5 separate regions of the Mus musculus genome follow, and regions 2, 3, 4 and 5 are each linked to region 1. The links are chromatin loops, found by intact Hi-C in ENCODE. Cell type or tissue: heart. All regions are shown on one strand. Region 1 holds the start of Ttll4 (tubulin tyrosine ligase-like family, member 4). Region 2 holds the start of Zfp142 (zinc finger protein 142). Region 3 holds the start of Rnf25 (ring finger protein 25). Region 4 holds the start of Usp37 (ubiquitin specific peptidase 37). Region 5 holds the start of Cyp27a1 (cytochrome P450, family 27, subfamily a, polypeptide 1).

The links. A loop is a pair of places that touch in the nucleus more often than their neighbours do. Peaks named below come from ENCODE experiments on the same cell type or tissue, not always from the same donor. Only the 100,000 strongest peaks of a DNase experiment are listed, where the experiment ranks them.
Region 2: it touches region 1 in a loop (2.0-fold over the local background); 3 of 42 quality-filtered maps call a loop at or near these places.
Region 3: a loop joins it to region 1, with 2.0 times the contacts of the local background. A loop is called at or near these places in 4 of 42 quality-filtered maps.
Region 4: a loop joins it to region 1, with 2.5 times the contacts of the local background. A loop is called at or near these places in 2 of 42 quality-filtered maps.
Region 5: a loop joins it to region 1, with 1.9 times the contacts of the local background. A loop is called at or near these places in 2 of 42 quality-filtered maps.

The regions. Positions count from the first base shown.
Region 1 is chr1:74,659,789-74,664,788 of GRCm38, reverse strand. Ttll4 (tubulin tyrosine ligase-like family, member 4) reads right to left here and starts at 3,087. Exons shown (of 20, transcript NM_001014974.2): 1 at 2,900-3,087. In heart, CTCF peaks have their summits at 268 and 3,031; a DNase peak (open chromatin) is centred at 3,098; H3K4me3 peaks cover 2,224 bases; H3K27ac peaks cover 2,087 bases.
Region 2 is chr1:74,586,306-74,591,305 of GRCm38, reverse strand. It overlaps Zfp142 (zinc finger protein 142), which reads left to right and starts at 3,278. Exons shown (of 9, transcript NM_001310668.1): 1 at 3,278-3,742. Bcs1l (BCS1-like (yeast)) reads right to left here and starts at 3,017. Exons shown (of 8, transcript NM_001305652.1): 1 at 2,913-3,017; 2 at 1,428-1,820; 3 at 1,207-1,346; 4 at 847-1,041; 5 at 572-635; 6 at 177-346. The coding sequence starts at 1,747. In heart, a CTCF peak has its summit at 3,112; DNase peaks (open chromatin) are centred at 3,125 and 3,865; H3K4me3 peaks cover 2,709 bases; H3K27ac peaks cover 1,678 bases.
Region 3 is chr1:74,598,422-74,603,421 of GRCm38, reverse strand. Rnf25 (ring finger protein 25) reads left to right here and starts at 2,025. Exons shown (of 10, transcript NM_021313.3): 1 at 2,025-2,097; 2 at 4,282-4,356; 3 at 4,630-4,729; 4 at 4,825-4,892; 5 at 4,991-5,000. The coding sequence starts at 2,057. It overlaps Stk36 (serine/threonine kinase 36), which reads right to left and starts at 1,967. Exons shown (of 27, transcript NM_175031.3): 1 at 1,809-1,967; 2 at 1,221-1,393; 3 at 144-284; 4 at 1-25. The coding sequence starts at 1,304. In heart, no CTCF peak of the experiment used is centred here; a DNase peak (open chromatin) is centred at 2,011; H3K4me3 peaks cover 1,802 bases; H3K27ac peaks cover 1,273 bases.
Region 4 is chr1:74,503,876-74,508,875 of GRCm38, reverse strand. It overlaps Usp37 (ubiquitin specific peptidase 37), which reads left to right and starts at 3,055. Exons shown (of 24, transcript NM_001310662.1): 1 at 3,055-3,216. It overlaps Cnot9 (CCR4-NOT transcription complex, subunit 9), which reads right to left and starts at 2,816. Exons shown (of 8, transcript NM_021383.5): 1 at 2,415-2,816. The coding sequence starts at 2,438. In heart, no CTCF peak of the experiment used is centred here; a DNase peak (open chromatin) is centred at 2,935; H3K4me3 peaks cover 3,574 bases; H3K27ac peaks cover 2,544 bases.
Region 5 is chr1:74,710,472-74,715,471 of GRCm38, reverse strand. It overlaps Cyp27a1 (cytochrome P450, family 27, subfamily a, polypeptide 1), which reads right to left and starts at 1,937. Exons shown (of 9, transcript NM_024264.5): 1 at 1,581-1,937. The coding sequence starts at 1,841. In heart, CTCF peaks have their summits at 2,247 and 3,292 (motif pointing left); DNase peaks (open chromatin) are centred at 941 and 2,071; H3K4me3 peaks cover 1,967 bases; H3K27ac peaks cover 1,546 bases.

The DNA of each region.
Region 1 (5,000 bases):
TAGTAATCCCATACTTGTGAGACTGATGCAGGAGAATCTTAAAATTCTAGAAAGTTCTGGGCTACTCAGTGAAACCTCAACTCTATGGAAGAAAATAACAAAGATCTACCAGCCAAGCTGATCCTTCTTTTATATGATACCAAAGTACAATACCTACAAACCCCTTCGAACATTTTAGGCCCTCTTGTAACCATCTAAGGCTAAATTATCTTCTTTTTAATATTTCTGTTGTTTTATGTATATAAGTATTTTGTCTGCATGTATGTCTGTGCACAACAGGATGCAATACCCAAAGAGGCCAGAAAACTATAAACAGCAGTGAGCTTGGTTTTCTGGAGGAACAGCCAGCACTCTTAACCACTCCAGCCCCTAAATCTTAACTCAAAAACAAACATCAAAATTCAGTGAATGCAGAAATATGTATGAAAATCCAGTTATCTTCTCTTTTTTTAAAGATTTATTTATTTATTATATGTAAGTACACTGTAGCTGTCTTCAGACACCATAAGAGGGAAACAGTTCTCGTTACAGATGGTTGTGAGTCACCATGTGGTTGCTGGGATTTGAACTCGGGACCTTTGGAAAAGCAGTCAGTGAGTGCTCTTAACCGCTGAGCCATCTCTCCAACCATTATCTTCTCTTAATATACAATAAAAACCACACCCAATTCTATTCTTCTCAAAAACATTTTCATTTAAAATCATTTATACTAACCATAATGTGTTAATAATAGATCTATTAATTTTTCCCACGTGGAGTAATAATTCAGTTCCTTGAGATATACCTTCTACATTTAAAAAAATCAGTACTGTGTAATATTGGAACTAGCCTGTAATCCCAGCACTGGAGAGGCAGAAATAGGTGGAGTAAAGGCAACGCCTGTTTTATAGAGGTTTTTTTTCCCCTCTATTTCTCAACCTCAATAAAGGTCTTCCTTTAACTGGCTTTTTTTCTGCGGTTCTCTGCTGTCATCTGTTGTATTCAGATTTCCCCTGCCTTTTAATTCTTAAACTGGCAGGGAAAATGAATCAATCAAGAACCCTAAACTGCATCATTTCTAGACTCTATCACTTGGTTCTAGCCAGAAATCTTTCTTGACCAACCTATCCGTCACCCACCCCTTCTATACTCTTACACACAACCCTGATGCTATTTCCCTGCTTTTTTATCTTTACAAAGAATATACTCATCTCTTCCCCTAAGAATTTTAAAAAGTGTGTATTCTCAAGCTGGACTAAGAAACTGCCAGGACTACATAGAGTCTGTCTCAAAAAACAAACAAACAACAAGAAACTATTGCTGGGATTACATAGGTGGTAACACAGAGCTTTAATCCCAGCGTTCAGGAGGCAGAGGAAGCTGGATCTCTGAGTTCGAGGTCTACAGAGAATGTTCCAGGTCAGTCAGGGCTACACAGAGAAACTCTGTCTAGAAAAACAAAACAAAACAAAACAAAAGAAGAAAGTAAGAAGAGAAAAAGAGCAAACGAACTTACTAAATACTTTTGCTCATGTTTTACTTAAAATAAGTTTTAAAATCCCATGGTCCCACAAAACCTTCCAGGCCTGAGACTTTTAATTTGGTGGTAGTGATTGACTGTCTAGAATGTGTAACTCCCAAGGTTCAATCCCTAGGACCTTAAAAAGATGGGAAGGGCAGGGCAGGCAGAGGCAGGTGCATCTCTGAGTTCAAGATCTATCGAGTGAGTTCCAGACAGCCAGGGCTGCACAGAGAAACCCTGTCTCAAAAACAAAAACAAACAAACAAAAAAACTAAAGTCACTTGGAAACTACAAGTCAGGAAATAGATTCATTTTAAGTTAAGTCTTGGGCCCTAATAAGCCCAGCTCACAGAATGGCTCCCAACAAACACAACTGAGCTCGGACCTCTGTTCAGGCCATGCTGTATCTTTCTAAAGCTACTTTGTAACTTGAATATCTTCCCACTTCTTCACTCCCTGAGAACATTTGATAACTTTCAGGGCCAGGCTTAGAGTCTAATCAGTAAATCGCTAGTAACTTTCCAGACAATAAAGGGAATAGTTTTTATGCAAATAATCTCAGTATTGCAACAATTGAAGGCATAGGATCCAACGGTACCTGCTCTTAAAGGCTCCTCCAGATTACTGCTGATTGGCCAAATCAACAGGCGCTGAAATTGAGATTCGGAATATTCAAAATGACTCCATAAAGGAAGGGTTTCAAATGCTGATTAAAACATTTCCAAGATTCAGAACCGGAATGTAAAGACTGAAGGTGGGGTGACGTATTTTTCCAAACAAATCGCGGTTAAGCGCTTCACTTCTACCACAGCACATACATCAGTATGGCAAATGCTTTCTTGATTAAAAATCTCTTGTTCTATAAACTCTCGAAAACACGTTTGTCTTGCTCACCAATGTACCCTCCCTAGGAACCTTACATAGTGGCTTCACTCGTTACCTACTTGTCGATGTTTATAAAAGCTGTAAATTATTAAATGAAAAAAAATGGCTGGATAAATGAGTTAAATTAGGATCTCAGCTTCTGGAATGTAGGAAAGTGTGTATGGATAACTCAGAGTGGGGTCAGGAAAAAGCAGGCCCTGAAAAGAGCCGGGATTTCAACCCAAGCCAGAATTTAAACCGCAGCGCGGCGGGAAAGAGGACACGCTGAAACCAGGACCGAGAAGGGTGTGGGGCTCGGGCCGCCCGAGGAGAAGCCAACGAAGTTCTCCCCGCGTGGAGGCTGCCGAGGAGGACTCGAGAGAGGGCCCGGGAGGAGGCCCCGGTCTCCGACTCACCAGAGAAAGGCGAGGTGGCGAACCGGAAGCGGGGTTGGGGGCCGGTGCCAAGGGCTGGGGCCGAGGCACGCGGGAACGGCCGGCCGGGGTCGGACACCAGCTCTGCGACCACACTCACCTACGGTACCCTACTTCGCCGCGACTGGACGCCGGCTCCGCGCCGCTTCTTCGCTGCGCCTGCTGGGCGAGCGGGCGACCTCAGGTGTCCCTAGCAACCAAGCTCCGCCACGCGACCCACGCTCTGCCGCTTTCTGTCCCACACAGAGCGCGCCCCCAGCGGACAGATCTAAGGCCAGAAAGGAATGGGAGGGGGAGGGCCCGAGGCAAGCGCGCCGAATCCCAGCCCTTGTGCAGCCTAGAGAATGGGGGGGGGGGGGGGGGGAGAAGGAGGGACTTGGGGGGAGGGAGAGAGAAAGTGCAAGGAATTTGCGCACGCGCAAACTTGTCGACACGGTGGAACTCTTGCGAGCGGAATTCTGGGAACTGTAGTCCTGCAAGTAAAGGCTCCGTTCTGGGAATCCACGATTCATTCTACCTAACCACTATGGACTCTGACCATACAGCGCCAAGACTCTATTAAAGAATTCCTACCAAAATTCCATGAGTTTGAGGCAAGTAAGAGGAAGTGGCTCAAGGCACTTTAACTCTCTCCCACTCACCTTTCCCTAAATCCAAACACGGAGCGGGACGAGACAAAGCAAGACATAACTACAACTACCAGTTTTATGGGCTTCGAGTGAGAACTTTACCTAAGTGTGAGTCCTTTCATAATCTCTCCACGCAGAATAGATCCCCCTGTTTCAGATGTCGCTGGATCTATTAAATTTAGAGAACTATAAAGTCAGCTGGATGGCAAAAGGAGCTTTCTCAAACAGGCTATGATAATTAACGATATAACTAACCTGATGAGGCCTGGGCACCGGTTGTGCACTTCTTTAACCCCACCATTCGGTAGGCTGAGGCAGGTGGATCTCTGAGTATGAGGACAGCCTGGTCTGCAGAGTGAGTTCAGATCAGCTAGGGCTATGCAGAGAAAAACTAGCCTGGTGAAAACAATTTGAACTTAGTAGCAAAATACTTAAGCAACAGTCATTGACAGATGTTGAACTATGAAAGGGTTACTTATCAATTTTAGATCAGGAAATCTAGGGCAATTATCTAGTTTGTCTCCTGATGAGATTTGGATTACACAGCAATATTTATAAAGTATGGCTTATTTTACAAAATGTTAAATTTTAACAATTTAAAAGCTGAATCTAATCAAGCATTGACTCTAACTTCAGTATACAGGATATAGAGGAAAACAATTGAGTAATGCTATAGAATCAGATAAATTCAGAATTTTAACCAATATACAGTATAAATGAACTTTCTTAGACAAAATGGGAGTGCTGGAGCTGAAGAAAAATGTTGGGAGCCGCGCCCACATTCGCCGTTACAAGATGGCGCTGACAGCTGTGTTCTAAGTGGTAAACAAATAATCTGCGCATGTGCCAAGGGTATCTTATGACTACTTGTGCTCTGCCTTCCCCGTGACGTCAACTCGGCCGATGGGCTGCAGCCAATCAGGGAGTGACACGTCCTAGGCGAAGGAGAATTCTCCTTAATAGGGACGGGGTTTCGTTTTCTCTCTCTCTTGCTTCTTGCTCTCTTGCTTCTTGCTCTCTTGCTTCTTACACTCTTGCTCCTGAAGATGTAAGCAATAAAGTTTTGCCGCAGAAGATTCTGGTCTGTGGTGTTCTTCCTGGCCGGGCGTGAGAACGCGTCTAATAACAATTGGTGCCGAATTCCGGGACGAGAAAAAACTCGGGACTGGCGCAAGGAAGATCCCTCATTCCAGAACCAGAACTGCGGGTCGCGGTAATAAAGGTTCCCGTAAAGCAGACTGTTAAGAAGGATTCAACTGTATGAATTCAGAACTTTTCAGCTGGGGAACGAGAGTACCAGTGAGTATAGCTTTACGAGGTAAGCCTGGCCTTGAACTTTCTAAGGAAATTCAAGACAGTCTATCAGAAGTAAAGTGGAAAATGGCTTTACAAGTTATGTTTGGCCTTGAATTTTTTCTAGTGTTAGAAGCCCTTTTGTTCCTTTTCACATGTTATCAAGTGGTTAAGGCAGGGCGGATTCTAGATGAAATTCAGGACAAGCTATCAGAAGTAAAGTGGGGAGAGAGAGTAGGAGCAAAGAGAAAATATGGTACACAAAATAAGTATACAGGC
Region 2 (5,000 bases), 73 kb after region 1:
TAAATATTAAGGCACGTTGAAAGCAGTGACAGGAGTAGGGCAACAAGAGAGAGACAAAGGGTGCAAGGTGAGAGCTGCCTTCAAATTGTTCTCCAACCTCCACATACGTGCACCTGCACACACATGCACACTAAACTAAAAACAAAAGATTTCCCATCTCCAGCATCCACACTTACTCTCCACAGCCAAGTCTCTACTGAGAAAAGCAGCATCCACATCTTCCAGGAGCACCAAGCTCTGCTGTGGTGCTACACTCAGTAGATGGTTGAGCCGGTCATCTGAGAGGCTAGAGTCTGTGAGGCTGAGCAGGCAGATGCTGTGTTCCAGTTCTCCAGCCAGGGCTGTTCTGTGGACAGTGACATGGAAGGAGGTCCTAGGCAACCTGAAGACTTCGGGAGTCCTAGGAGGTAGGCTGCAAAGGCCTGTTTCCTATACCACTCACTTGATATATATCTATGGATCTCATGTTTATCCTGATCCTTGCTTCCCAGATTCATTCCTCTTCTAATAATTTCAGCCCAGTTTTTCTGCAAAGGCTGTTACTCAAAGTCAAGAAAATTTGACTACTCACATAAAACTGCTCTTTCCACAACCAGGGGGCCCATAAAGAAGGTAGCCACGTCTGTAGGGAATGCCTAGGGATATAACCAGGATAAACAAGACCTACAGTGAATCATGTACTCTGGCCCAGGTGTCCACATCTACCCTCAGCTCCATTCCCTGCTAGTGGTCCTAGAGGCAGAAAAGATATTCTCATAGACGAGCTTTCTTTCCCTTTCACCTGAGCTAGAATTTCCTGTAACTTCACCTGGCTACAAACTCGGCTAGATTCCAGCTGCTGCTTACCTCTGTCAATGTACCACTTGGGGTTATCAATAAATTCCCGGATATCTTTGACAATTCGGTCAGCCAGACCCTGCTGTAGGACTACAGAATCCAGTGGCCGACGTCGGCGCGGATAACCAAAGGTACGCCATTCAGACCCCACAGCTGTGTACATCACAGTCTTCCCTTCCTCCTGCTGCAGGGCCAGTGCTCGAGCTGGGAGCAAGGAAGTAAAACAGTCCCTTGATCATGCTGATGCTTCAGTCAGGTAGAGCTCTGACCTGGTACCCTTCTCCCAAGGACTCGGATCCTTATTCCTCCTCTCCAAGCAGCAGATGCCCAACCTCCCCACTTTGATAGCCTGCCTGTCCCATCTCATACCTTCTTCCAGGATGTTGAAGAAAACCTTTCGGTCAGTGCCCAGGGCCGTGAAGGTGACAGATTCCCAAGGAGTCCCTGTTTGCAAGTCTACCATCTGCATGTCTCGGTTTCGTTCTACCCGGATCCATTTTCCCTGATACCTGAATAAAATTGTCAAAGTGACCCAATTTCCTCCATCGATCCACCCTCTCCTCAGAGCCCTACCTAGTTTCCTATCTTACCAAATGAAGTGGTTTCCAGGGCTGGGGATAAATTCAAACTTGGTGGAGATCCGGCCACTTTCATGCTGAAGGTATGAGGTTTCAACACTGAGGTGCTGAGTGCGGGTGCTGTGTCGGGTAAGCCAGCTAAGCAACCAGGCATAGCTTCTGTCTCTGGCAGGGACTTCCAGTGTGATCATGTAATGGCGCCGGAATGCCACTAGACCCAACTGGGCTCCTTTCCGGGCCATAGCCAGAGCCGTACCCACACCTACCAGCCCAAATCCAGCCCCAAAGTAGGGATTGTCTTTAAGGGCCAGAACAAAGTCTGAAAATGGCATCTTGAAAAGAAGCAGCACAGATGCTTATAGGCTCTGAGGCACTGTCAAAACCGAGGGATGGATTGTAGCAGAACTGGAAGAAAGCATAAGACTAGTATAGAAACTAGACCAGTCAATCTTGCTCCGCTCCCTCCCACAGAAGCAAGATGGACAGGTCAGCAGGACTGTGTTTCAGTGGAGTAGGAATGGTGTTGGAATGCCACAGCAAACACCCCAGGCTCTTCAATCCATTTTGCTCTTCAGTTAGACCTTTTGCCAGAAGGCCATTTTGGAGAGTTTCTCAATTCCAAAAAGCAATGTACCCAGCTCCACATCAGGATACTAGAAAGGCAAGACTCTGGTCCCTGGCAAGAGCTAGACAGAAGGGTCCCCACTGAATGGAATCGGCAAAGGTGATTTTTCCATTGCTCTGTCAATGACCACATGCCTTACCATCAGAAATGTCTTTCAAATATCCTCTCCCTTACACCCCGTTCCTAATGTCCTGTACAGACATTTATTACTTCTCACCTAAACTATTTCTTGCAAGTTATTTTGGTTCTTGAGGTGATATTTGAATGGACCTTCAGCACCTGCATCATCCAAACCCACCAATCCCAGACACGCTACAATTCTGTCACTTGTATTCCAGCACCCTTGGTGCCTTGCTCCCATTGGGTTCAAATACCACAGCCGGATACGCAGGGATGCCTACATTAGAATGCGTACCTTTACTAGCAAATCACTACCTACTTCTAGCTCTCTCAGTTCTGTTGGTACCGAATGACCCCCACCCCTTTATTCTAGGCATTCTTTTTCATTGAGATCATATAGTCTACTTCTTCCACGGAGCCTTTTTCTTTTTCTTTTTTTTTTTTTTTGGAGCCTTTTTCAAATTCAACCCAATTAAGATGTGACTAAGCCTAACTTAAGACAATGCCTAAGGGGACAAAATGGCAATTATTTCCAGAACACCTCTCCTTGCAACACTTCTCCACTGCCACTCCTCTGCCTGGCACACCGGCCCACTGGTGAATTGACAGCCGTGACCTCCGCTAAGGCTCGGAGCTGTGATCCAGAATTCCAAAGCACCTTTGCATGGAGAGCCGCTGACGAAGATCTCCTGGCCCCCGGCTCCCGAACCCTGACACACAGCAGCTGACTCCCGGACACCCTATACACAGACCTGCTCGCGCTTCCAGGAACGTGGGAGAGAGAAATCTGTCACTCCGCCCCCTTCCCTCCATGACTCTCTGGCCCTCACACTCGATGGTTTCGCCGGGCCTACGAAGAGGCAGCGCCGCTAGTCCCGCCCCGGACTGCTGCATCTACTTCCGGCCACACCCACCACGGAGTCCTTGCCACTCTTCCCTGCAATTCTCGATGGTTCCGCTTTGGGGCTTCAGAAGGGGGGTACTCAAGGACATAGAGGGGAAACCATAGAGTAGCACGGGCCTTGAAGAGAGACAGAGTGGCTGCCACACGTCAGATTCCTAGAGGCGCCTGGGCCGGGGGCGGCCACATCAAAGGCCCCCGAGGAGCCACTCCAGTCCCAGTCGGACCATAGAGATGCAGCTCCCGCCAGCCCACGGGTAGGAGGTGAGAGAGCGGCTGTCGGCGGGAACCAGGGGAAGTGCGGGCGCTGTGAGCTGAAGGTAAAAGTTTCTCTAGCTCCAGCTTGAGTGGGCCCTGGAGGTGGAGCCCGCGGGAGGAGGTGCTGCGGGGAGCGCGCCGGTGAGAGGGGCGCGGGCGCATCTCTGCTGGACTCGGGCGTCTCAGTCGCGTCACAGCTCCGGGCCCCGCCCGGGTATCCGCTGCCTCTCCTCAGGACCAGAACCGTGACGATGCATCATCCCAAGCCTTGCAGGTTCCAAAACGCCTTTCTCCTCCGCTGTATCTCGTGACTTGGCTGTCGCCCCACAGTGTAAAAGCTGTCGTCGCCGCCGCCTCCACTTTACAGACAGGAAAGCTGAGGTCCTGAGAAGCGAGGCAAGTGCATCGACTCAAGGCTACACGGTGAGTCAAAGCCCAGAGGCGCGTGGGAACTGAGGTGCCTACGCAGGGTTGCCTTGTTCCCCAGGCTTCGGTATCCCTTGCTTCTCCAGTCTCAAAAGCACGTTACTTCTTTCTGGCTCTCTCCTACCTCCTCCCCCGCATCTTCCTGAGGCCATGTGATGGGCTGGAAGACCGCCTAGAGCAGCAATAATTAGTAGTCCGTGGGGGCTGTGATTTCCAAAAAGCCTCGCTGACCACGGAAGTGCACTTCCCTGCCTCCTTCTTGAATTGCTGTCTGTTCCTGCTGTTATGCTTTTTAAAGACATATTTGTTTATTTTATGTATGTGAGTACACGGTTGCTTTCTTCAGACACAGGAGAAAGGGCATCGGATCCTATTAACAGATAGTTGCGAGCCACCATGTGGTTGCTGGGAATTGAACCCAGGACCTCTGGAAGAGCAGTCAGTGCTCTTCATCACTGCGCCATCCCTACAGCCCTCGTGCTGTTTTTACGTGGAGGGATTCTGTAGAATGAGAACTAGCCACTCTCACCTGGCACATACTCAGTGACCCAGTTTTGTTTGAAACAGGGCCTCACTGTTTAGCTCTGTCCTGGAACTCACTATGTAGACCAGGCTGGCCTCAAATTCACAGATACCTGCCTGCCTTTGCCTCCTGAGTCCTGGAAGTTTAAAAAGATTATCTCATTTATTTCAGTCGAGTTGAACAGGACATGCAGTTTAATACCTTTGTTTCTCAGTTGTGTTCCCACTGGAGGCTTTAGTAAGTTAGTGAATTGGAAATTTACCTTGTATTTGAGGAACCACTGGCTTGATACCTTAGTTTAAAAGATCTGGGTTTACTGCAACTCAGCTGGTCCACTAGAATTTCCATTTTGTCTAACTTACCTAGCTTGTTGATGCTTAGGGTCCAGTGAAGTGAAAAATGCCAATAAACTCCTCAAAGCTCCACATTCAGTATTGGGATAGATCATTTGTACAGTGCTTGCCTGGCATGCACAAAGCCCTGGGTTTGATCCCTAACAACACATTTTTTAAAAAGTGTGAGACTAGAGAAATGGCTCAGTGGTTAAGAGTAAATGCTGCTCTTTCTGAGAGCCTGAGTTCAGTTTTCAGCCCCCCAAATCAGGTGTCTGACAAGCACCCCAGCTTCAGGGAGTCCACCACCATTTTCTGGACAGCTGAACTATACATCTAGGAAGGGAGATTGATAGAGAAACAACAGCACAGTGTGGTTTCTGACAGAACTACATACAAA
Region 3 (5,000 bases), 61 kb after region 1:
CAGCGTAGTCTGTCACCACCACCACCTGTGAGGAGAAGGCAACATGACACTGAAAGAACAGTCACGCACTCTGTGGTTGGGAAATGCCTGGGGTCCTTGGGCTTGGAGAGAGGCAACCCAAGCCCAATACCGTCAAAACATACCTCTTTGTCAGTCTCAAAGCTGTCGAGCATATGCACAATGTTGGGATGCCACAGACCCCGCATGATTTCAATCTCTCGTTGCAGATTCCTCAGCTCTTTCTCTGAGCGCCCCAGTTTGGGGATGAACTTCAAGGCCACCACCTGCCAGTGGTAAAGTGAAGAGTCAAGGCCTAACTACACCATCAAGAAGTGCAAAGAAACTCTCATACTGGCTGAGCTGCCAGAGACACTCTCCATTCTGTCAGGCTGCCTCTAAGCAGCGCTGTAAGTGTGAGGTGTCCGGCTTGCATGGGCTATCACACATGCTGGGGCGGGCTTTGGTGTTACAGCTGTCTGTGAGTCATTTCTGATCCTGTAAGTAAACCGTCACTTATACTTGTTTAAGAAACCCCAATAAAACTCACTGGTGTGCTCTCTCTCTCTCTCTCTCTCTCTGTGCAAATATTTCAAGCTTTATCTTAGAGCTCCACAACTCAAGACTTATACTTCTTGATCAACTCTTAGTATAAATGTGAACACATACTTACCCCCCACCTCAACCCCCCCCCCCCCCCGGGTACTATGGATGTACTCTGGCTTTGTCAGCCCATCACTAAAGGGAAACAGTTACTGGCAAATAGATTCCTTTGATGGGACTCTGGGAGAGGTTTTCTGACCTAAGCAAAGGACTCAGCGTGAGATTTGGGGAAAGGAGAAGGAAAAGGTAAAGATGGAAGACCAGATTTCAAGGTGTTATCTTTTCTTAGGTAATACAAAGAACAGTGATCATTTTTGTCATTCAGTAGGTGTCAGGCATTGTATTAAGTGATTAAGTGTGAAACACATTTGATCCTCAGACCCTATCAATATTCCTCCATTGTACTGTTTGGGAAATGGAAGCATGGGATGTTAGGTAGTTTGTTCCTAGTTCTAAGGCTGGGATCTGATTCCAAGAAGTCAAATTTCTGGGCCTGTATACCCTAGGAAGTATGCTGGTGTCAGGGTCTAGAAATAAACACCGTGCAGCCCTTCTGTCCCACGTTTTTACTGGACACGTGGGTCACCAAATCCCATTTAAAAGATATCCTTGTCTACTACCTGAGCACTGTATTTTTTTCGGCCCTTATACACTCTCCCAAAAGAGCCTTCTCCAATCATCTCCAAAACGTGGTACTTTTCCATGGCAAGGGTTTCGGGGTCTCTCAGAAGGTAGAAAGAAGACGGTGACAAAGAGCTATAGATCCAGGGGTAGTTCCACACATCTGGGAGGCCTGGCTCATAACATGGGAGAAAGATACACGTTATCAACCTTGCTTTGTTCTATTTTTCACAATAACCAAGGCCTCAAAATCATGACCAGGGTGGAAAGATGATCAGGTCTTAGTGTCTCCAGCCCCACCCCCACCTCCCCACCCAGGTTAGGTGCCCATAGCACACCGGTGTTCCCTTTCCCCTCTCCACCAGCGATGCTCACACGCTCCTTCTATACTCTCCCAGGTTCCTGACACCCTCAGCTTGCCCAGCACCGCCACTCTGGCCCCGAGCAGAGGTCCCCTAACTTGCTCCCAGTCTAGACGCTCCAAGCTCCCCAGGCTGAGTTCAGGCTAGTTGCTCGGGGCCTCCCAGCTGCCTGCGTTACTTTTCTCCATTCCTCATTGATGCTCTCGTTAGTTTCCCCACTCTTACCAGTTTTACTCCCTGGAACTGATTAGAAGTTTAAAGGACAAAGCTCTCAGAGGTGTGTGACAGATGCGAACCGCCCATTGGCACTTTGTAGGGCACTTCTGTCGCTTGGCTAGCAGGCCCCACAAAGGATCTAGAGTCTTCAGTTGCCTAGAAACGGCGTCAGCTTTCTTTTACTCCGCCCCGCCCTAGTTTTCCGCCTCTAACTTCCCAAAAGGTGTTTCCGGTTCCGGCCAAGAGCCGGAGAAGACATGGCGGCGTCTGCGTCGACAGCTGCTGGGGAAGAGGACTGGTAACTTTGGGTCATAGGTTTTGGCTGGCTGCCTGGATCTGGTGCCGGGAACTAGCAACAGCTTCGGACCGTCCGAACCACGGGCATAAAGGGTGGATCAAGGGGCGAGGGATAGAAGAGACATCCTTTCGTAGGCGAGCTACTGGACCGGGAACGGAGGGAGGAGGGACGCTGATCTGAGAAGGGACTGGGTCTACGGCGGCCTTGCCAGCTGGGCCCACGCCTTATCGACCCCATTGCTCCCTACTACGGGCCTACCCCTCCCCACTTCTCCCTGATGTGATTTTTCTGGGCCCTGGAGGATGGCTTCTCATCACACCTCCCGCCTCTCGGAACGGACGCCCTCCTCGTGCCCCTAGGATCCTGCCCCTTGGACCAGTCCATTTCTGCCTACGCGTTCCTCAATCTTCCCATATTCCTGATAGCACTAATAACTATTGTCAGAAAAGCCTTACTCCCCTCATAAGCTCTCCTATTCTCTCGAGCATTCTTAATAAGAAACCAAAAGCCTTTAAAGACTTTGGGTTTTGGACATAAGATAAAAATGTGCTCACTCCATATTTAATTAGCTTGATGTGATGCTGACCAAACCAGCTAGCTCCTGCGAGTCAGTGTCAGCTATTAAAAAAAAAAAAAAGTGGGTGTGGCATTACCTCATAGAGTAGTTGGGAAGATGGATCACCATGGATTCGTAATATCCATAGGCCTGCTTTTCATTAATTGCTGAAGTATAAAACCTCAAGAGACCAAAGGACATCTGTCTGAGTTAAGGCCTTATACTGTTAGTATTAGGACAGCCTATTTCGGACCCCCATCCCCACCCCACCCCCACCTCCACCTGTAACCTATGACCTTATTTACATTTAGGTCTGTATCTTACATCCAAGGCTCAGGTGACCTAAGGTGGGCAAAGTACTGAAGGAAGTCTTAACTGAGACTGCACCTCTGTGTTCCGTTGGTTTAGGGAGCCCAGCCAGACTAGTGCTTTTCACTGTTGTGAGTGACTTCTAAGATTATGAAGGGACACCTGAGCCATGACAGAGTAGCAGTGGCTGCATTGGTCTATAGCAGCCAGAATGTCTTTTAGTAGTAGTAGTAGTAGTAGTAGTAGTAGTAGTAGTAGTAGTAGTAGTAGTAAAATAAGCTTTAAGAAGAATGCTAATAATAACCATCACTATAGAAATGATACTGGGGTGTGCTTCCTCTAGATGGAGAGGAAATGTATAAGAAAGTGGATACAGGTTTCATATCACCTGGGTAGGGCTGTGGACAATCACTCTTCTTGGATGTCATTACAGCTGTTTTTTCTATGTTTAAATGTGAACCCTCTGATTTATATCGGGGCCATGAACTCTGATCAGGGCTAACTAGGCATCCAGGGTTATGTGCACACTCAGTCCTCAGACTGCCCTTCTCGGTTTCCTTTTAAAGGGAGGGGGTAGATCACCTAGACTAGATACTGTGTCTCAGACATTTGTGCACTTTATATAAACAAATCATTTATCTCTTACAGTAGCCCTAGTGAGTATGCTCTATTATCACTAGGTGGTAGACAGTGTAACTCAGGTTTCTAAATATAAGTAACCTGACCACATAGCTTGGTAAGTAGTTTCTGCTCTACTATTAGCTACAAGGCTTATGACTCTTTCTAATGCAATATAGCTTTTATACTACCTAGACCTGTTCAACCTGATATGTCCTTTGAGGATGCTTAGACTGGCTGGTGCTGGCAAGGTTATTGGCAGTACTCAGAACACAGGGATCCATGCTAAACAGTTGTATAGGTAGGCAGCAGTAGTATTGATAACCTTGTTAATAATGAATGGGTGTCATATATGTAGGACAGAGGGAAACCCACTAAAGGATAACTTAAGCTGTAGAAATTTAAGCAGGGAACCAGGACCTGGCTCTGATTGGTCCCATTCCTCCTGGGTTAAGGTTTGGTTAGTTTTAACTCTCTGAGAATGTGTTTTCTCAAGTTAGCAGTGTGATCTCTAAAAATTTAATTCCCATGCTTTCTACCTGGCCAGTCAACTACTTGAAGAAATATTTCCCCATGTTAAAAAATAATTTGGCCAGAGAATGTATTCAGGCAGATTTTTTTTTTAAGTCAGACTTCATCAACCTTGGCAGCTTCAGCAGGAAGAGCTGCAATGGTGACTCAGTCTCCCCCTTACTCTCCAGGGTCCTTCCCTCTGAAGTTGAAGTATTAGAGTCTATCTATCTGGATGAGCTACAGGTGATGAAAGGGAATGGCAGGTACGTATTCAGCTAGGGGTGGGCAGGGGTCTCAGCCGTGAGAGAGTTCTGCACAGAATCTGGACTTAGGATACGATGAGCCTCCCCTCACAGAGGTGAAGTTTAACTACTATTCCTTTAATTGCCCCCCCCACGCCCCCCGCCGCCGCCACCACCACAGAGAAACAAGTCCAGCGTGCATTCCTCTACCTGCTTTACTGTCTCGCCCCCTCCTCCTTAGCTCTCAAGCCCCTGCCTAGTCACATCCTTCGTTTTCACTTCATCCCCCTGCAGATCACCATGGGAGATCTTTATCACTCTGCACCCTGCCACCGCAGAGGTCCAAGATTCGCAGTTTGTCTGCTTTACTCTGGTTCTTCGGATCCCAGTCCAGGTGATTCTTCTTCCACACAGTAGCAGATGGAGGCGAGGGGAGAGTCCCTAGAGCGGGCATCACTTTGATGGCTGTTTGTTGCTTTTCTGCATCAGTATCCCCACGAGGTTCCACAGATCTCCATCCGTAACCCTCGAGGACTTTCAGATGAGCAGATCCACAAGTAAGTAAGGCTAGTTGGAGCAGGGACAATTCAGAATTCAGCTCTGCCTGTGGAAGGAAGGGGGTCGCTTTAATATTGACCTCTCCGGTTTTTTCCAGGATCTCACAG
Region 4 (5,000 bases), 160 kb after region 1:
TGTATAACTGGGAAAGAAGGAACAAAAGCAGCTAGGGGCTTCTTTCCCATTATTGTCTGTCAGTCGACTGCCATTTCCTTCCTCCCTTAATGGCTCATCCCAGACCTTGGTGAAGTGAGATCATCAAAAAGAGGACCAATCAGACCAATGTCAAAACTAAGGGTGACAGGAAACCCGGAGGTATTGATTGACAAAAGGTATGGAGAAGATTAAAAGACTAGATTCTCATGACTAGCATAATCATGGGAACAAAATGAAGTACATGCTGCCCAGTGGCTTCTGGAAACTTCTGGTCTACAGCATTAGAAAGCTTGAAATGTTTCTTTGTAACAAATCTACTATGCTGAGATTTCTCAGTGTTTCCTCTAAGAACTGCAAAATCACTACAGAAAAAAACAACACAGCTGGCCTTCAGTTACCAATCAGGCTGACAATGAAGGAAATGAGTATGTGGCTTACATATATACTTTATTTGTGCTTAAATAAACACACACACACACCTATGGAAACTATAGTCCCTTAAGAATTTTAACAAGTATAAACAGAGACAGGATATAAAATATTACTTGCTCTGAAAAGAAGAAATCAACTTCATGAAGTAGTATGTTCTTAGTTTTTTTTAAATGAATGTTTATTAGTTTGTGTGTATTGTGAGTTCTGGGGACTTAACTCCGGTCAATACACTTGGCAACAAGTGACTTTACCCACTAGGCCACCTCACTGGTTCCTGAGCAATGTGTTCCTGTCTAGGTCTCAGTTACACTTAGCTGAGTCGCTTGCTTTTTTTCTTCCCTTTTGAGACTGCATCTTACTGTGTATCTCAGGCTGGCCTAAATAAAACGCTCTGTAGACCAGGCTGCCCTTGAATGCAGAGATCTGCCTGCCTCTGCTTCCCTGGGTGCTGGGATTAAAAGCATTGTCATGCCAATCAGATTGTTTACTTTTGGGAGGAGTCTCTGGAGACTGAACCAAGGGTGTCACACATGCCAGATCAAATATTCTCCTATAATTAATATCTCTACCCATCTTTTTAAAAATGTTTTCTGAGATAGTCTTATTAAATTGCCAGGCTGGTCTTGAACTTGTGATCTGCCTGTCTGAGCTGATATTACAGAGGTGCTGCCACCACCCTCTGGAGGATGTTTTTCTTTTCTTTTTGGTCAGGATATCACTATGCTATCATGGTGGCCTGAACTTTCCATATAGACCAGGCTGGCCTCAAAATTCACAGAAATCCCAAGCACGGCTGTCCTAAATATTTCTTTTTATACTTGAAGTTAAGGTAGTTTTTCATATTTTATTTAGTCATTATGTTACGTTGTCTCATAATGTAATCTAAATACATTATTTTCCTGATAGCATTTCCCCTTGGTGAAACAAAGTGAAACTGGCCTTTGGAAGTGTCTTTAAACTATGCTGCTTCCAGTATGGTTGTGAGTGTAGCCATTCAGTCAGCATTATTTGAGTGCTTACCTTACTGTAGTAGGAACTGTCCCAGTGGTGGGGAAAACAAGTGAACAGGCCTCACCAAATACTTGCCCCTGACTTACAGAGTACAGACAACCCACAAGTAAAAGTAAAATAAAATATAAAAGTCTAGTAATTAAACCGTGGGATCGGTGCTCTATATGAGAAAATGTTGGGGTTACAAGCTACTATGAATATGGTCGGAAAAAGTCACTCTGAGGTAAACTTGTGTGTATGTATGGAGGCAGAGTCCTAAGAAAGACATTCCAGGTAGAGAATATGTAACAGAAAAGTTCATATACTTCTTGGTCGGAGCTTAGGGAGCAAGTGACAAAAACCAAGCCCATAAACGTGACTAAGGACCACATCATACAGGGCTTGTAGGCCAGGGAAGGAGTCTACTTTCTCTAAATTTAACCGAAAGCCATAGTACGACTCTAGGGAGGTATAATACATGATTTGCTTTTCTTGTTAAAAGATAAAACGCGAGGCGTGAGGAAGTCTTTCCTCATGCAAAAAGCAAGTGGCTTGAGCTAGAAGCCCATTTCCGAACCACTGAGATGTGCCTAGGCGAGGAAGTCTAGGATCACGGGACCAGAGCGAATGGCCGTGGCAGTATCCTCATCCCCGCCGACGCCCAGCATTCACAACCCGCGTCCAGATAAACTGACGCCAGGCGCAAAGGAATCAATGAATGGCCTGCTGGGGCAGCGCGGGGCGCGGGACCAGGCCTTGGCGCTGGCAAACAACGCGAGAGGCCGCGCGCCAGGCCAGGAGAGGGGGCGGGAGGGGATGAGAGGGAACAGCGGGGGTCCGGCTCCGCCACGGTCGGCGTGTGGAGACCCCCAGACCTTGCGACTAGGGGCAGGAGCAGCTGGACTCAGGGCCCGGATCTGGGAGCTAGAAAACAGGCTGAGACGGACATCCGAGCGGGAGCAACCACTCACCGCTGCCGTTGCCAGGCTGTGCATGTTTGGAGCGGCCGCCGCACTCCTCCTCCCGCCGGACGCACCGGACCCGCGTCCCAGCTTCAGCGGCTCTGATGCCCAAGATGAAGTGCCGCCATCCGCCTCCGCCTCGCTCCGCCCCCTTCGCGGGCCTTTGACCTCTCACCTCTGACCCTCCGCCCACCCAGCCCTTTCCCGCCTCCCGGACCTCGGCCTAGCAAATAATCTCAAAGTATGTTCTTTGAACCTTCAGATTCGGGATCAAAATGACGTCTGCAAACTACTGGCCCTCGTATCCCCACAGCATCGCAGGTAAATCCTTTGAGAGACGTGAACTCTGACTTTCTCCCGAAGGCCAGACAAGGGCGGGAAAAGGCCAGCAGGCTTGGAAGGACACGAATTGCGCATGCTCAAGCGGTTGCGCGTGAGGAAAATGGTAGGAGGGCCAAAGTTGGTAAAGTGGACGGTGCGCATGTGTATTACAGTGTCGTCACGGCGGGGGCGGGGCCGCCCGGGTTAGGGGCTGGGCATGGTGAGGGGCAGAGCGAATGCTTGAGGGGCGGGACTTGCGCGCTTACGCGCACGCGCCTGGACTGGTTGCGTCGAGAGTGCGTGCGTCCGTACGTGTTTGCGTGTAGTCATAGTTCCCGCCATCAGCGGGTTTAGGTGTGCTAGGAGAGAGACCGGCCTCGCTCTCTGGGGCTAGTAGAGCCCCTTCCTTCCGAGCCTTTCGGCTCCACCCCCTCCGCGGGAACTTTGTGCTTCCGGCAAGCTTGTCCGGAGCTGGGACCCTCTAGCGCAGGTAAGACGAGCCGGGACAGCTTCTGAATTGAGCCGTTTTCCCCGGCACCCCCACCCCACCCCTGCGGTCCGCCCACTCGGCGTCCACTTCAGAGTTCTCCCGGCTGCTGCTTAGCCCGCCCCGGGTCCTTGGATACCCAATGCCTTACAGGTGCCCCGTTCGAGTGTTGCCCCCTTTACTTCTCCTTTAACGCGTCCGTGTTGTCACTTGCTTTCTGCATTCTAAATCTGGCCTCTCTTCACCAAGGTTCAGGTGGTCTCAGCGTACCTCCCTGCAAGGCCTGCTGTCTTTACAGGTGACTTTGTTGCCACATATCCATTAAAACCTTGACTGCGATATTCACACGCCCGCTTGACCATTCTTTACTTTCCTACTCCTCTTAGACATTACTCGCTGAAAGGGAGTGTAATTTTTGTCGTGCCTTTGGTTGCTACCCATATCTAGCCAGGACACTGACGGTGTCTATTGAACCAATTTTAAATCAAAATCTGGAGAAAAATAAAAAGGTAATAAAGTTCCGTGTCGTTGGAGAGTTGTACTGTAGTGTTTTTCAGATATTCCTTTGGCGAGTTAACAGTACCTGATGAGTCTATAGTTGAAAGAACTAATCTAAGAGGGAATGTTAAGGGGGCATTTTGGTTTATTGTGTTAAGTATTAGAGGAGGCTTCTGGGCCAGACAGATAGGCTCTAGTGTGTTTGTATGATGTTTGTCATTTGTCATGTTAATATTTGGGTGAATATTCAAAAGAATAGTGTTGCATACTGGCAAAAGGAAAAGGAGGGACTGAAGACCCAAGGACAGATGTAATCAGTTGGTAAGAAATTTTGTCAGGGTAAATGATTTGGTTTTGGACTGGGGTTCTCCCCTGTTGTACTTCCATTTCTCTCTAAGCTTTAAATTCTGCTATATGTTGATAACTTGAGATTTTCTTATTTTCAGCTCCATATTCAAATAGCCAACTGTCTGCTTAACATCTCAGCTTGATTTTTTCTCCCCTTAGGAATTTCAAATATGATACCTTTAAAAACTGGAGTCAATCTGTCTCTTGTACCCAAATTCTCTCCTTTCCAGTGTCCACTACACCACAAGCGGCATGCATGTCCATTTTGATGACACATAGCCATTTGTTCAGTGACACTGGGTAGAAGCTTGAGAAGCAGTCTTGATTTCTTCATCCTATGTGTTCATATCCTTTCCAAGTTCTGTTTTACTTCTAATATATGTTTTGCATTTATTTCTGACCTTCTTCACTTTGACTTTTCTAATTCAAACCACAGTTCTTTTTCATAGGGACTTGATCTCCCTTATTCCTATTCTCACCTGTAGAATAGGAGTAAGAGTTCTTAGCTTACCTGGGTAATGGGAGGCAGGGGCAGATGGATCTCCGAGTTCAAGACCAGCTTGGACTACAGAGTGAGTTCCAGGATAGCTGGGGTTGGGGGGGTGGCGGTACACAGAAAAACCCGTCTCTAAAAACAAATAAACAAAAGTTCTCACCTTAGTGGATTATTATGAGTGCTATAAACTCCCTAAAGTATTGACACTCAGAATCTGTCAAGTAAGAATTATTATTGTAATTATGAGTTAAAAACACTACTTTCTTATCTGATCTCCCTGGGTTTTGTTTTGTTTTGTTTTTCTTGTTTTCTCTTCTTCCCAAACTCAACACTATCCATTCATTCAAATAACGTATACTTTCTTTGCTTGAAACCCTTCAGTGGCTTTCTCATTGCCAAGGTGCTCATTACTTTAAGATAAAATGTAAAATAATGTTCTGGGGAT
Region 5 (5,000 bases), 51 kb before region 1:
CTGGTCTCTTCATACAAACAGACACGAACACTCAAACACACACACACACACACACACACACACACACACACACACACACACACAGAAATAAAATAAATCATTAAAAAAAAAATCTACTTCTGGGCCATGATGGTCTTTATATACAGAATCCCAGCACTCAGGAGGCTGAGGCAGGAGGAAAGAGTTAAAGCCAATCTAGACTATATAGGAAAACATTGTCTTAGCAAACAGCCAAAACTCTATATATTCACGGGTTTACTTCCCCATTCTCCTTACAAAGCTATCTAGAATTACATCTTGAGCAAATCCCCCTGAGGAAGCTTCAGTCCCTAGACCCTAGGCATCAGGCATTCCCCAGGCCTCTCAATTTCTAGAGGTTGAAATCAAGCTAGAGAACTTAGAGGACCTTTCAACTCCTTTGTTTCTTGGCCTAGAGATTATCAGGTCTGCAGGAAATAGCTCATATTCCCTCTCTCTTTGTGTGTGTCTCTCTATCTCTGTCGTCTCTCTCCCTCTCTCCCTCTACCCTCTCTCCCTCCCTTCCTCCCTCCCCCCTCCCTTCTGTTCTCACTATGTAGCACTGGCTAGCCTATGTAGCATGGGCTAGCCTGTAATTTATACAGATTCTAATGCCTCTCCCTCCTGATTTCTGGGATTAAAGGTAAGTGTTGCGCCACCATGCCAGGCTTCCTGCTTGCTTGCTTGCTTGCTTGCTTGCTTGCTTGCTTGCTTGCTTGCTTGCTTACAATTTGTATTCTTTTTAACTATGCACGTGTGTGTCAGCAGGTATGTGCTCATGAGTGCATGGTCCTGGAAGGGCAGAGACATCAGATTCCCCTGGGTGGTTGTAAACTGACTGACAAGGGTGCTGACTGACTCAGGTCCTCTGGAAAAGAGAGATGTCCTCCTAACCATGGAGCCCTCTCTCCAGTCCCAGGGAATGGTTTGTTTTGCTTTGTTATTTTAAATCATCTCTCAGTACCTCCTGAGTCTGACAGGGATAGCTACACAGACAAACTTTCCTGGCTGCTGGATTTCTCTTTCTCTGTCCCCATCCTCACCCTCCTCTCCGTCTGGCAGGGTGTCGAGGTGCAATTACATCAGAAATTCCTTTGCCTGCTCCCTAATGTGTTTTCTTTCACTCCCTGAGAAGCAATCTTTTTTTGTTTTTTGTTTTTTTCTTCTGTGGACAAATGTGTCCTACAGATTGCAAAGTAGCTTCCAAAGTTAACTCCTTTGGAAGAAGCAGGAGGGGAATGGCATCTCTGAAGTAACAGGGTTCCCCCAACACCGGGCACTGTATACACTAGCATGAGTCATTCTCTCCCAACGCAACCTCTTCCTTTCCCAACTTGTGCCCACCACATTGATGATGATCTCTTGATCGGTGACACCCATCGCCTGTTTTAGCTCAAAGGATTCTCTCTGCACCCTGCATGCCCTTCCAGTTTATGGCTCGAGCCTCAGACAGTGGCGAGCTAAGTTCTATTTACTGTTTATCCCTCTTCTCTCCCATAGCCAGCTTCTTTTTCTGTCCCAGTGCCCAGACCCAGGTGGCGATGCCTCTGTCCGATGGTTACCTGGAGGTCGGGCAAGTGCAGCACATAGCCTTGTAGAAATAGCTGGAATAAAAATTGTAGCGTTCCGGTCCCCGGAAGCTCCGCCGGACTCCGCAGGCGCGGCCGGTCTTGACCTGTTCCTGGACCCTCCGTACTCTCCTGTGCCTGGAGGGCTGCAGGGATCGTGGCCTTGGCTCTGGCCCCTTGTGGGCAGAGGCCACGGCCCACCACACGCGGGTCCAGGAGCGTCCATCTCAGCCTCGTGCGGCTCCACGCAGCCATGGATCGTGCCCGAGAAGCCAAGAGTTTAGATCCAGAGACTATGAGCCCTATCCAGGCAAGGAGGCAGACAGAACTCGGGCTTTGCGACCTGGCGACTTTAAAGGCAGAGGTGGTCCCGGGGCGGGCCAATAGAGGACTAGCCAGATCCTTTCATAACCCCTTCCAATCAGGATCTGTCCTGAACACACAAACGCCGCCTTCTCCAGCTGCAAGACCTCTACTAAGAAGGCAGGCAGAGGTGGACAAGATGAACTAGGGAGCTCTCTGGAGTTAGCAGCCTCCTCATCCACGGACTCTCAAGAACTTCGCTGGCTCTCAGTCGTGAGATGGAGCACAGCAGTCAACTTCCAAGTCCCTCAGGCCCCACCCAGCTAGGCTTGCCTTTGCTTGACCTGCAGAGCGCCATCTCTGGTGTCCCTCACTTTCCAGATGGCCCGGGAACGCGCTGCTGTTCCCCAGAGGCTGAAGCTGATTGTGGACCTGGGACAGCAGTCACGTGAGGCCCAGAGAGGAGGAAAAACAAAACAAATTGCGGTATTAGGGATTTTTTTTTTTTAAGAGTATCATTTCTGCTTTTGAGAACAGATTTGGGGATTTGATTTTGTTTTCTTTTTCCCGTTTTGTTTTGTTTGAAGACGTGTAGGCCAGGCTGGGCTCAATCCTCCACCTTCCTGCCCCAACCTCCAGAGTGCAGGCATTAAGGATTTTGAACCAGTTATGGTTGCGCAAGCCTCTAATTTCAGCATTTGTGAGGCAGAGGCAAGTGAACTCTGTGAGTCCCAGGTCAGCCTGGTCTACATAGCAAGTTCCAGGTCAGCTAGAGGTAGATAATCAAACTCTGTCTCAAAAAACAAAAAACAAAAAACAAAAAACAAAAAAACTAAACTAATAACAACAATTTTTTAAAAAGAGGAAGGGCTGAAGAGATGGCTGCTCTTCCAGAGGGGAAGTTCACAGCCTCCGAAACCCCTCTGTGTGCACCAAGCATGCAAGTGGCACACAGACAATATGCAGGAAACACACCCATACACATACCATAAGTTTTTAAATTTGTATTTTTAAAAAGGACTGCCTACCTACATGGCCTGGCTTCAGACTATTCCAATAAAGCAAAAAGAATAAAATGGGACAGAAAATTTGCCCCAAAGGGGGAAAAATAACCAAGTGTTGTTTCATGAACTGTTTTATGTATATTGGAAGTTTCGTTTTCTTTTGTTGTTGTTGGGTTGTTTGGTTGGTTTGAGACAGGGTTTCTCTGTGTAGCTCCAACTGTCCTGGACCTTGTTCTGTAGACCAGGCTGGAACTCAAGAGACCTGCCTGCTTCTGTCTCTAAGTGCTGGAATTAAAAGTGTGTACCACCGGGCTGGTGAGATGACTCAGTGGGTGAGAGCACCCAACTGCTCTTCCGAAGGTCCCAGCAACCACATGGTGGCTCACAGCCACCCATAATGAGATCTGATGCCCTCTTCTGGTGCGTCTGAAGACAGCTGCAGTGTACTTACATATAATAAGTCAATCAATCAATCAATAAATCTTTTTTAAAAAAAAAAAGTGTGTCCCACCATGCCTGGCTAGAAGTGTAGTTTTCATAAAGTTAAAAACACAGGGCTATAGATGTGGCTCAGAGCACTTGTGGCTGTTGTAGAGGACTTGGGTTTGAGTCCCACCACCTGTATGCTGAATGGACAGGTAGACACAGGTGGTTCACAACCATCCATAACTCCAGGGATCAGCTGTCCTCTTCCAATTTCCATGGCAACCAAACATGCACATAGTTCACATACATACATGCAAGGAAAAAAAATTACGTAAGATTAAAATGAATAAATCTGATTTTATTTTTTAATGAAAATGAAGACTCGTGCAAATGCAAATGCATCACAGGGACTGGGGATATGGTTCGGTGGAAGAGAACGTCCCTAGTATGATGGAGTCCTGTGCTTAATCCCCGGTATCGTCAGCCACACAGTGAGTTCTGAGGCCCACAGACATTACATGAGACCCTGTCCCAGAGGCAATAAGAAACAAGCAGAGGCTCAGTGATGATTTAATCAGGAAATGTAGAAATCAAAAAGATGGGAAAGCAGGTTCTAATATCACGTGGAGTTTTGTTTTGTTTTGTTTTTTTGCCACCCGGAAGGAGGAAGCAGGCATACTGATTTCAAATAACTCGACTGGCAGGTAATGTGGCTAGGTGTGGCGTTCTTATTGATTCTAAAGTTCATTTTTTTAAATGTTTTTTTTTTGTTTTTTGTTTTTTAATTTATTTATGTATTCATCATTGATCTCTTCAGACATACCAGAAGAGGGCATCAGACCCCATTGCAGATGGTTGTGAGCCACCATGTGGTTGTTAGGAATTGACCTCAGGGCTTCTGGAAGTCAGTGCTCTTAACCACTGAGCCATCTCTCCAGACCTAAAGTTCATCTTTTTTTTAAAATAGATATTTTCTTTATTTACATTTCAAATGCTATCCCGAAAGTTCCCTATACCCTCCCCCAGCCCTGCTCCCCTACCCACCCACTCCCACTTCTTGGCCCTAGCATTCCCCTGTACTGGGGCATATAAAGTTTGCAAGACCAAGGGGCCTCTCTTCCCAATGATGGCTGACTAGGCCATCTTCTGCTACATATGCAACTAGAGACACGTGCTCTGGGGGTACTGGTTAGTTCATATTGTTGTTCCACATATAGTGTTGCAGACTCCTTCAGCTCCTTGGGTACTTTCTCTAGTTCATCCACTGGGGGCCCTGTGTTCCATTCAATAGATGACTGTGAGCATCCACTTCTATATTTGCCAGGCACTGGCATAGCCTCACATGAGACATCTATATCAGGATCCTTTCAGCAAAATCTTGCTGGCATATGCAATAGTGTCTGTGTTTGGTGACTGATTATGGGATGGATCCCCCGGTGGGGTAGTGTCTGGATGGTCCATCCTTTTGCCTTAGCTCCAAACTTTGTAACTCCTTCCATGGGTATTTTGTTCCCTATTCTAAGGAGGAATGAAGTATCCACACATTGGTCTTCCTTCTTCTTGATTTTCTTGTGTTCTACAAATTGTATCTTGGGTATTCTAAGTTCCTGGATTAATATCCACTTATTAGTGAGTGCATATCAAGTGACTTTTTTTAAAAATATTTTTATTTATTATATGT